2 separate regions of the Mus musculus genome follow, and region 1 is linked to region 2. Evidence: chromatin loops called from intact Hi-C (ENCODE). Cell type or tissue: heart. All regions are shown on one strand. Links, peaks and the distances in the headings refer to the core of each region. The heading gives the core; the rest is flanking DNA. Region 1 has its middle 3.1 kb from the start of Zfp626. Region 2 holds the start of Zfp607a (zinc finger protein 607A).

What was found. A loop is a pair of places that touch in the nucleus more often than their neighbours do. Peaks named below come from ENCODE experiments on the same cell type or tissue, not always from the same donor. Only the 100,000 strongest peaks of a DNase experiment are listed, where the experiment ranks them.
Region 1: it touches region 2 in a loop (5-fold over the local background); 2 of 42 quality-filtered maps call a loop at or near these places.

The regions. Positions count from the first base shown.
Region 1 is chr7:27,801,454-27,806,828 of GRCm38, reverse strand. It overlaps a transcript of Zfp626 not described here. Among named protein-coding and RNA genes, the nearest start is that of Zfp626, 3.1 kb to the left of the region's middle. In heart, for the core only: no CTCF peak of the experiment used is centred there; a DNase peak (open chromatin) is centred at 2,018; H3K4me3 peaks cover 1,422 bases; H3K27ac peaks cover 1,137 bases.
Region 2 is chr7:27,857,731-27,863,105 of GRCm38, reverse strand. Zfp607a (zinc finger protein 607A) reads right to left here and starts at 2,521. Exons shown (of 5, transcript NM_001024726.2): 1 at 2,350-2,521; 2 at 517-569. The coding sequence starts at 549. In heart, for the core only: no CTCF peak of the experiment used is centred there; DNase peaks (open chromatin) are centred at 1,985 and 2,535; H3K4me3 peaks cover 2,538 bases; H3K27ac peaks cover 2,423 bases.

The sequences.
Region 1 (5,375 bases), core at 122-5,121, 56 kb after region 2:
ATCTTCACACTGGAACCCCACCTATCAAGGCTCACAGGGGCTCACAGCATCCAGGTGGCCCCTCCTGTGTAAACTCAGGGCTGAAGCACAGCAAGGCTGGAGGGGCTGCAGTGCTCAGGCAGCGTCCAGCATTCTGTGCCCACTGTTAGTGAATGGGACTGTGCACCATGGACCACTCTCCTGAGAACCTTCCCTCATCTATGTTGGGGAATGGTTCTGTACACTGTGTACTCTGATGGTGATTTCTGTGCCCAGAGATTGGTTACAGTCTGGACATTAGCACTGCCATCATTAATTGGCCCGACCTTAATGTTGTGTAAAACTGTTTTCCTTCAACTCTAATTGGTTAATAAAGAGCTAATCTGCCCAACAGATGGGCAGGAGAGAGGAAGCAGTCAGGATGTTCCAAGCAGAGGTACAGAGAGACAGATAGGGCAAGGACGGGATCTATGAGCAAGTCACCAGGGGAGTCACCATGAGAACACTGGTGGAGCAGAGACAGGACCAAGGTGACAAGTAGCAGGGCACATGGCTGGGTGGTAGGCAGCCATATAGATGAGAATCTGCCCAGCTACAGTGCTTAAAGTTTGTTGGCAAATATAAGCTCTGAATTACACAACCTCACTCATGTAGAGTCTTGAAGCTGTTTTCTCCTAGGAACAGTAAGATGCCGGTTACTGGGGTTTGAGTGGCGGAGGCTGGATGTGCAGCATCGGGGTGGAGAGTGGGAGATGCAGATCCATAATGAAGAGAGCTGGGAAGAAGGTGGTCAAGGACAATAAAATGTCAGCCACACAGCAGACACTCAAGAGGTACGTTGTGAAACACGGTGACATGACTAATAGTTTGTAAAGACTAAGAGAGTAGGCAGTAAGTGTATTCACTACAAAACTGTTATGAATTTAGTCATTCCAGAGCACACATAGAATCCAAAATATCATACTGTACTAATACCAAAACAAAACAAACACACATACACACAAACAACAACAACAACAAAAACCCTAACACTAACCTCTGAAGGTTCCTGTCTATAACATCTTAAGAGGTCGTGACTGTAAACAAGTCAAGGGTCACTGAAACGATACTATGAATACTAAGTGGAAAGGGAAGAAACAATGAGGGGACGCAATGGTGGAGGTATGAATCTGCACATTCCTTCTTCATGTAGTGACAATTACATATTCTAAAACTTCAACCTCATTTCTCAAACATTAAGAGCAAACTCGCAGCCGGGCGTGGTGGCGCACGCCTTTAATCCCAGCACTTGGGAGGCAGAGGCAGGCGGATTTCTGAGTTCGAGGCCAGCCTGGTCTACAAAGTGAGTTCCAGGACAGCCAGAGCTACACAGAGAAACCCTGTCTCAAAAAACCAAAAAAAAAAAAAAAAAAAAAAAAAAAGAGCAAACTCGCTGTTGAATCTTAGGAAGCAATAATGTTCTCATGGGTCTCGAGCCCTCCTTTGGAATAACTGTCTACTCGGGGAGCCTGAGTAAGCACGAGATCTCAGACTATATCCGAGAGCATCCTCAGTGAGCACTTTCCTTCACTTCCCTCAACACTCACAATGGCTACAGCTCTGAGAAAATCGTGGAACTCAGCAAGTAGCTGCCCTCCCAGGCGACCCTCGGAGGCACTTCCAGCCTCAAATGCTCGTCTCAAGCTCCTCTGAACCTCTGGCAGACTCCGCACCTGACCTCTCCTTACTGAAGTTTGGTCCTCTGTGTAGTCCCAGTGGCCAAGGAAAAAACAAAAACAAAAACAAAAAAACGACGGGGCAGAAAGCGACAAGCACAGAGACACAAATAATGCAGGTATATATACACAGACACACAGACATACACACACACTCACTCATATATCAGCACCCCCACACCACCCTCCACACCCACACCCAGCCCGATGAGTCCGGCCTTACTCTGTGAAGACTTAGACCAAACTGGTTTCTTCAACGACCATAAATGTCAATTTCCGCGGTGCCCACGCACGACACCGGAATTGGATCCCTTACTTCCGGCGCGGTGGACCCTGGGAAATACAGTCCTGGCGACGGAACTCCAGGAAGCACGGTACTCTGAAGTTCAAGGAGCTCCGGTCCTGCTACTTGGAGCAGTCCACCTGGGAGCTGCGCAGGGTGGTTTCAGGGACTTTGCAAAAGGGCGCAGGCTTTGAAGCTCCCTGATTTGTGTTCAAAAGATACTTCCAGGTTCTGAGCGTAACTGATTTTCTCTTCTGTGGAGGACAGAGGAGCCCAAGTTTTAAATGCAGATTAGGAAGTAAGGTCAGGTCGGGATGTAAATGACTTGATTCCGCTTTGCCTGAGCCCCACTGAGTGGGATTCACCCTCATTGTGCTCCGTTAGGGACTATGGTAAATTTGAAAACCGAACTAAAGAATTGGTTGGTTTAACACGTGGGAAGTCTACATCAGCGATTTCAAGGAGACAGATGTTCTGGACCCTCCCTGGCTTCAGTATCCCTGTTAATTTAGATTTAAAACAAACAAACAAACAAAAAACCGTGGCTGTGTATCAACAGAACTGTGTCCGAGAGACAGTCATTTACCCCATCTTGAAGAATGAATGAGTAGCGCATAAAGGGATTCTAAATACACAAGTAGGCTTCATTTTTGTAGGAAACACCTATTTTTGTTTTAACATGACACTGTTAAACTTCCAAAATCACTTGTGTTTCTTCTTATATTTACGCACAACTTTTTCATTCCAGAGCATGATAGAAAACAAATTTCAAGATAATAGACGTTCCTACTAAGACCATTAATCATATTAAATGTATTTATTAAAAATGGTCCAAACGTTAAAGTATAGGTTGTCAGATGAGATTTGACAACAAGTCAGACCCAACCATGTATTAACTAGTAAAATATGTTAAAGTTAAATACACTAGCAAATTAAAGTGATCATCCAGCCGGGCGTGGTGGCGCACGCCTTTAATCCCAGCACTCCAGAGGCAGAGGCAGGTGGATTTCTGAGTTCGAGGCCAGCCTGGTCTAAAAAGTGAGTTCCAGGAGAGCCAGGGCAATACAGAGAAACCCTGTCTCAAAAAAACAAAACAAAACAAAACAAAAAACCCAAAAAAAAAAAAAAAAAAAAGAAGAAGAAAAAGAAAAAAAAAAGTGACCATCCTAATAATAGTAATAATAGTTAAAAGAAGAGTCAAGTTGATTTGATAATTGAGGCACACTGGGGACACACAACACTACCAAAGGGTAATGTTAATTACCAGAGGGTAGGTAATTAATCTATTGAAAATAAATTTGGCTGGGTGTGGTACCAAATGCTTTTAATCCCAGCAGTGGGGAGGCACAGCCAGGTGGATGTCTGTGAGAATGATGCCAGCTAGGACTACACAGTGAAACCCTGTCTAAGAATTAATACATATTCCAAGCATACTCCTAATAGCATATTTCAAACATGGAGGGAAAAGCCTGCTCAAACAATGAGGAATATCAGCCAAATCCACTGTCACAAACAAATGTTTTCAATCTCAATAACTGATGGAACAAACCCAGAACAGCAACAGTGCCTAGTCAAATTGCACAGCAAATCAACTGTGAAAGCTGTCAGAATCAAAATGGAGACAACCTTTAATGGAATCAGGCTGCTCACGCACGACACTGGAATTGGATCCCTTACTTCCGGCGCAGTGGACCCTGGGAAATACAGTCCTCATGTCGGAACTCCAGGAAGCATTTAAATGAAGGGTGTTCCTGTAGACACACACCTATAGCAGAAATGCCTATTATCTAGAGATGCTTTTAATTAAAGCTTTCTTTTCTTAAATGCTTTCTTTTTTGGTAAAACTAAAACTTTATATATTTTCTACTGAACTTTTAAAAATTAAAGATTACATCTATTTTTAAGATACTTCACGGTCTGATTACTAAAGTAGAGACCATAGGCAAGGAGTCCCTCTCCACACCCAGATGACTGCTTATGCAAAGCTTTCTGGTTTGTTTTATTCTCAATCTAATGACTATTAAGTATGCCTATAGTAATCAATGGGCCTGGGTTACTGCCTTTCGTCCCAATCTATGCTGAAATCTCTTTAAATCCCATGAGGTTCTGGGTGGCCTGTGACAATGCCACTTACTGAGAGAGTGCTGTTCATTCCCTTCTTCATCTTCTTTTCTTCTAGTTTTTATGTGAGTGTAGTGTGCCTGTTTAGATGTGTGTGGGAAGTGGTGTACATGCAGATGCATACAAGTGAATAAGGCTTTATGACCTATAGGACAGAAACTAAAATACCAAAACAACACAAAATGAAGCAAAAGGTCCACACAAATGCCACTGAGTTTATTTTGTGTTGGCCAATTATTTCTGGGCATGTGGCCTGTCCTCGGGTATGGTGGATATACCCAGTGAGGCTGCATTGGAGAAAACTGTATTCTCTGCAAGTTCTTCCTTATACGCAATGAAAGAACAACCTATTTAGCTGGATATGGAAGAACCTGCAATCCCAGCATCCCAGAGCTGGAAAGAGTGAGGCAAGAGAGCCAGGAGTTCAAGATCAGCCTGAGCTACAGGATGAGACCTGTCTTGCAAAGCAAGCAAGCAAGCAAGCAAGCAAGCAAGCAAGCAAGCAAGCAAGCAACATAGAAAGTTAGAAGGAGGAAGAAAGAAAAGTGGGGCTGCAGACTGGATCAGCATTTGAGAGTGAGCACTGCTCTTATATAGGACCCCAGTTTGGTTCCTAGCACTCATACTGAAAGGCTCTCAACTGCCTGTCACTTCATCTCCTGGAGATCCAGTGTCATCTTTTGGAATCTGTAAGCACCCACACTCATGTGCAGAGACCACACACACATAAACACACACATAATCCAAATGTCCCTCTTGGTGGGTTAGTTTGCCATCTTCATTCAGATATTTCATTTGTCCAATTTTCATGCAAAGTATGGTATAGTACAAGAGACCAGAATCAAATAGATAGATGTTCCAAGTGATGAAGTGGACCATATTCAGGGTCACCAGAATAGGCAACCTGGTGTGGGGTTGAGAGTCTAAGCAGATGTTCCAGGATATTTGATCACATTATGAGCCTCAAGATTGTGACCTGGAAAAACCTTGTGGTGTGGCTCAGCCCTAGCACACACCTCTAATCCAAAAGCTAAAAGTAAAGTCAACCCTAGATCAAGAGGCAGAACAACCAATAAGATGACAGGGAGTTAACCTAAGAAAGCAGAAAGGAGGGGCATTGAGTAAAAGGGTATTTAAGACAGCATGGAGAAGAAGAAATCGCTTTTTCCTTCGGGGACATTGGTGGAGTAGAAAGGATAGCTGGGTGCTCGCACCAGCTCTCAGAGCTAGGAGACCTTCAACCCAGCATCTGGCTCCTAAGTCTTCATGGGTAAATG
Region 2 (5,375 bases), core at 208-5,207:
CATGATGTCGTTAACATTTGTTGTCATGAGAATGACTTCTATAAACTATATACCATTCCATATTATAATTTTTGGTCAAAACAAAACAAACTAACAAAAAACCTTTCAGGTGGTCAGCATGTCTCCTCAGTCTTCCATAACTCCCAGGGTCATTAGCCTAACAACACCACAGATGTCAATCAGGTTTCCCAGGGCACTCAATGAGACCATCCCCTCAAAGCTCTGAAGCCCTCAAGGCCCCTGTTTCCCTGTGGGACTGACACCTCCACTGCAGGGACAGTCCTCCCTGAGCACAGACCAAGCAGAGAGCACACGTGGAGGAACGCATTCAAAGTCAACCGCAGTGCACGCTGGGAAGAGGCACAGACAGGAAGTGCTCAGACCTGCCAGCCCTCACTGGAAAGGGGCAGACTGGGCTGGGGGAATCCGGATCCTTGGGAAGCTTCAAGAGGGAAAGAGGGCAGGAGTCACATAACCTGAAGTCACCCTATGTCAAAGAGAAAACTGTCAACTTACACAGACCATGTGTTGAGAACTGGAGCTGGCCATTCTTCTTCAGGCTTCCTCTCCTGGGGGACAAAAAGAAAGCCATTCACTGCATTGTGACTTGATGTTCCCAGGCTGACTTCTGTCACTGTGATGTCATCGACTACATTTATTTCTCAAGCCTCCCCACTCACTCTCTCCCCTCCCACCGCTCACAGCCTCCCACACACAAATTGGAAGCACACAGGAGTCTACACAAAGCCAATCCCCCCCTAACCCAGACAACCCACGGCCAAGGGGGCAGTGTGGGAGTGCAGGGCACAAACATGTCTGCCTTGAACTCCTCCAGAAGAGGCCAGCAGAAGGGACCCATCTTCCACCCTGAGCTCCAGCTCGCCCTGCACCTGGGCCGCTTTTTTTTTTTTTTTTTTGTAGAGACAGGGTTTCTCTGTGTAGCCCTGGCTGTCCTGGAACTCATTCTGTAAACCAGGCTGGCCTGGAACTCAGAAATTCACCTGCCTCTACCTCCCAAGTGCTAGGATCAAAGGTGTGCACCACCACTGCCCAGCAATCGCATTGTTTCTCACACTCCCTTGTCCTGCAGAACACTGAGGGGAATGAACCCAAGATGGCCTCACAGAGCAACAACTAAAGCACACCAGGCCCTTAGGATATGGCGGCATTGCACTAACAGGCTTCACCACAGGCATCCTAAGGTTCCTGACAGGCCTGGAGAGCCTGAGGGGACAGAACCAAGACTTCAACCTGATACCACAGATCCACACCCACTATCAGCCACGGACGGCATTGCTCATCTGGATCTGGCCAGTGTTACCCATTACACACACACACACACACACACACACACACACACACACTCAGAAAATCACTAGCTCTCAAAGATGCCAAATTCAGTGCTATCACTTTCCCAGCTGAAATGGTGAACAGACATAGTCAACCACCTGCAGTTTTCTGCTGCTTTGAGAGGCAGGCCTGTAAAGATAGGATGAGTGATGCCATTGAAATAGGCGCCAATTTAACAGATCGGGATGTAAAAGCCCTAACGCTAACCTCTGGAGACTCCTATCTATAATTTGTTCAGAAAAAGAAGTGATTGTAGAGAGACGATGTCAAGGGATGTCATTGGAAGGATAATGCGAATACTAAGTGGAAAGGGAAGGGACAATGTAAGGGACACAATGGTGGAGGTATCAATTTGCCTGTCCCTCCTTCAGTTACTGACAATTCCATATTCTAAAACTAAAACCTCATTTTCAAACAAAGCACAAGCTCATTCTTTAATCTTTGATGTGCAGCAATAAAGTCCTTATTCTACTTCAGCCCTCCTTTGTAATGGCTGAGGCACGGAGCCTGAATAAGCGCGAGATCCCAGACTATATCTGAGAGCATCCTCAGGGAGCACTTTCTGCTACTCTGTCAACACTCACGTGGCTAGGATAGGGCTCTGGGAAAGTCCTGGGGCTCAACAAGTAGCTGCCTGCTCTCTTAAGCAACCCTGGAGACTCTTCCGGCCTGAAATGCTCCTCCCATGCTCAACTCTGGGCCTCAGGGAAAGCTTCCCTTCAGTGCGGACTCTTCTCTCAGAAGCTTGGTCCTCTGCTTCAGCCCCTGTGGCCAGGGGAGAAAGTAGGAGCAGAGAGCAACAAGCCGGGTGACACTGGGTGACAGAGATAATGCAGAGAGCTCAAAGTGTGCACACTCGGACAGACAGACACACACACACACCACCACCACCACCACCACCACCACCACCTGCAGCAGCACCGTCCCCCCACACATAAATACACAACCACCCCACACCGCGGTCCACATCCACACCCAGCCGGCTGGTTCCCGCCTTACGTGGAGACCGAAGCCAACTAGAGATTTCTTCCTCCGACCAGAAAGATCGGACTTTCCGCATTAGCGGCACCAGGACACCCAGAGCCTATCCACTACTTCTTGCCATGGTGGCCCTGAAAACTACAGCCCTCGCTACCGGAGATCCGAGAAGCCCAGGGCTCCAGAGAGATCCCAGCATGCAACTTGGCCCAGCCCATTTGAGAGCTGCGTCCTGTGGCTTGTGAGAGTTCCCAGGGGGAGGGGGGTACTCCCCGACTTTAAAGGGGAGGCTCCCTCCTGTGATCAAAATAGTTCCGGGTTCTACTAGTAACTGATTTTCTCTCCTGTGGAGCTGACAGACAAACTGAAGTTTTAAAGTTCAAAAGAAGTAAGATCAAATCAGGCTGTAATTGGCTGTATCTTTGCTTGAGACTGAGTGGGATTCCACCTCGCTGTGCTCTGGTGGGGACTATGGTAAATTGGAAAAGACTGAACTAAAGAATTGTTGGGTTTGAACGTGGGTAGTTTAGCGATTTCAGAGAGAAACAGAAGTTCTAGACACTCCCAGGGTTCATTGTCGCTGTGTTGGAGTTCAGGAAGTCGCCACTCAAACCTTATATACATACACCAATCTCAGTTAAGCAAGACTAGTGTATTAAACACGTACCATAATACTGGAGTTCAGGACTGCAAAAAGGACTCGGGAGCCTAATTGTAGTACTGGTCTGCTCTCAGGGTAGGCTTTTTATATGAGAAACCAGGTTCAAACGTTTAAAGGGCAGGGAGGGGAGCTGTTGGCTTCCTAGGCAAAGTATATTTTTAGCAACCTTTAAGCTGATAGGACCTGAGTAAGGTGGGGGGTGGATGGGTGGTGAACTGGGGAATTTCAGAACAGTGAGATAACAGAACATGAGTATTAAAACTTTTTGGCTTATTAGCAGCATTCTTCAATGTCAGCCCCAAAAAAAAAAAAAAAAAAAAAAAAAAAAAAAAAAAAAAAAAAAACACTGAGCTCATATGCAGGTACAGGAAGAGCTGCCCAGTGGTCAGCTTTACTCAAGATATTTTAGACATAACAGTTGCTATTTACCTTTGATTCAATGGGTCCTACATACAGCTTTGTGAAATAAGATAAGCAAACCTCATACAGATCATTGAGAGCACACAGAACAAAACAGGGTATGTGGCCAGCGTGTCCCTGAGCTCAGTCACTTCTCTATGTCAGTGACTGGCAGGCATGTTACAGCAACACTGTGAAATAGCTGGCAGGCATAGAACAGAATGGCTGCAGCTATGCTGGGGAGCAGGGGAGTCAGACCATAGCATCTGTTATCTAGACGGGAGAATGTGAGTGAGAGCCAGATCGGTATGCATCAACAGAGCTGTGCCCATTAGGCAGTCACTTACATCATGTTGGACTGAGTGGATGAAGGACTAGCATGTCCAGGTAGCCTAAACAAAAACATACACGTGTTTTTAGAAAACCCTATTTATTGTAACGTGACACTATTGAACTTTCAAAACTACTTTTGTTGTCTCCTGTATTTACACGAATTTTCCAGAATGTGAGTAAACAAATGTTGACGAGACTAGACCACGCTAGTAATAAAAGTAACCGCAGTAAAATGTAAATTATCTAAACGCCGAAGTATAGGTTTGTCACATTAGATTGAAAAACAAGTCAGACCCAGCCATGTGTTTACTACAGAAAAAATGTTAAAGATAAATACTCCAGCAGATTCAAAGTGACCATCCTCACATAGTCAAAAGGAGACTAAATTTGATTTTAAAGTCGAGGCAGATTTTGGGCCAAAGGACATTGCCAGTGATAATAAAGAGGGCAAGTCAGTCATCAAGTGACAGTAAACATGGCTGGGCGTGGTAGCAATGCCTTCTATCCCAGCAATGGGGAGGCACAGCCAGCTGCATGTCTGTGAGAAGAGGCCACCGAGGGCTACCCAGTGAAACCCTAAGAACTAAAATACACTCAGATTATGGTGGCACATGCCTTTAATCCAAGGCCTAGGGAGGCAGAGCCAGGAGAATGTCTGTGAGTTCAAGGCCAGCCTGGTCTACAGAGTGAGTTACAGGACAACCAGTACTACACAGGAAAACTGTCTCGAAAAACCAAAAACCAAAACCAAAACAAGCAAACTAAAATAAACTCTGAGTATACTCCTAATACCACACCTTTATAACACGAAGACGGGGAAAACATACTAGAACAATAAGAAATAACAACCAAATCCAGTATCGCATACATAAGTTTTCAGCCTCAATAACTGACAGAAGAAATCCAGAAAAGCAACAGAGCAGAGTTGATTTGGACAGCATCATCACCTATGAATGCAAGTGAATAAAAATGGAGACAGTTAAACTTAAATGGAATCAGGGTGACTGTGTGTTCCTGTCCACACACCTGTGGCAGAAATGCTCATCACCTGAAGATGTTTCTGTTTAAAGCTTCCTTTTTTTCATGCTATTTTTTGAAAAATATAAATACCAGCACTTATAAAAAAAATAAAGACTCCATCTATTTTAAGATATCCAACAGGCTGATTACTAATGCAGACACTGTAGGCAAGGAGTCCCCAGCCCAACCCAGGTAACTGCTTCTGCAAAGCTTGGGTTTTGTTTCACTGGCTTTTGGATCACTTATAAAGATGCTTAGCCTTCTGCCATGCCAATGTGTTCTGTCCTCCTTTCTCTCCACAGTGTGATTCTGGTTGGTCTGCTCCATCTCTCCTGTGTCACAGTTCTTTTCTTAGTGCTACCCCTTATCCTTCATGGGGAACAAATTAGGTAATTGGGCTCCCCTTTTCTGTATAGCTGCTGTGTGGAATTTGGGGTAGCTGGATACATAACTAGGGAGATGAATGTGCACCATCAATGTTTCATTAGCTACAAATTCCTGCTGGAATCCCTGCTGGGGTTCTGTCCATCCTCAGTTCTCAGCTCTTTCCGCCTTTGTCTCCTGCGATACATAACTTCATCCTCCTCACACAAAGATGCATCTCTCTCTTTTCAAATAGTCTTCTGTCCTGCTT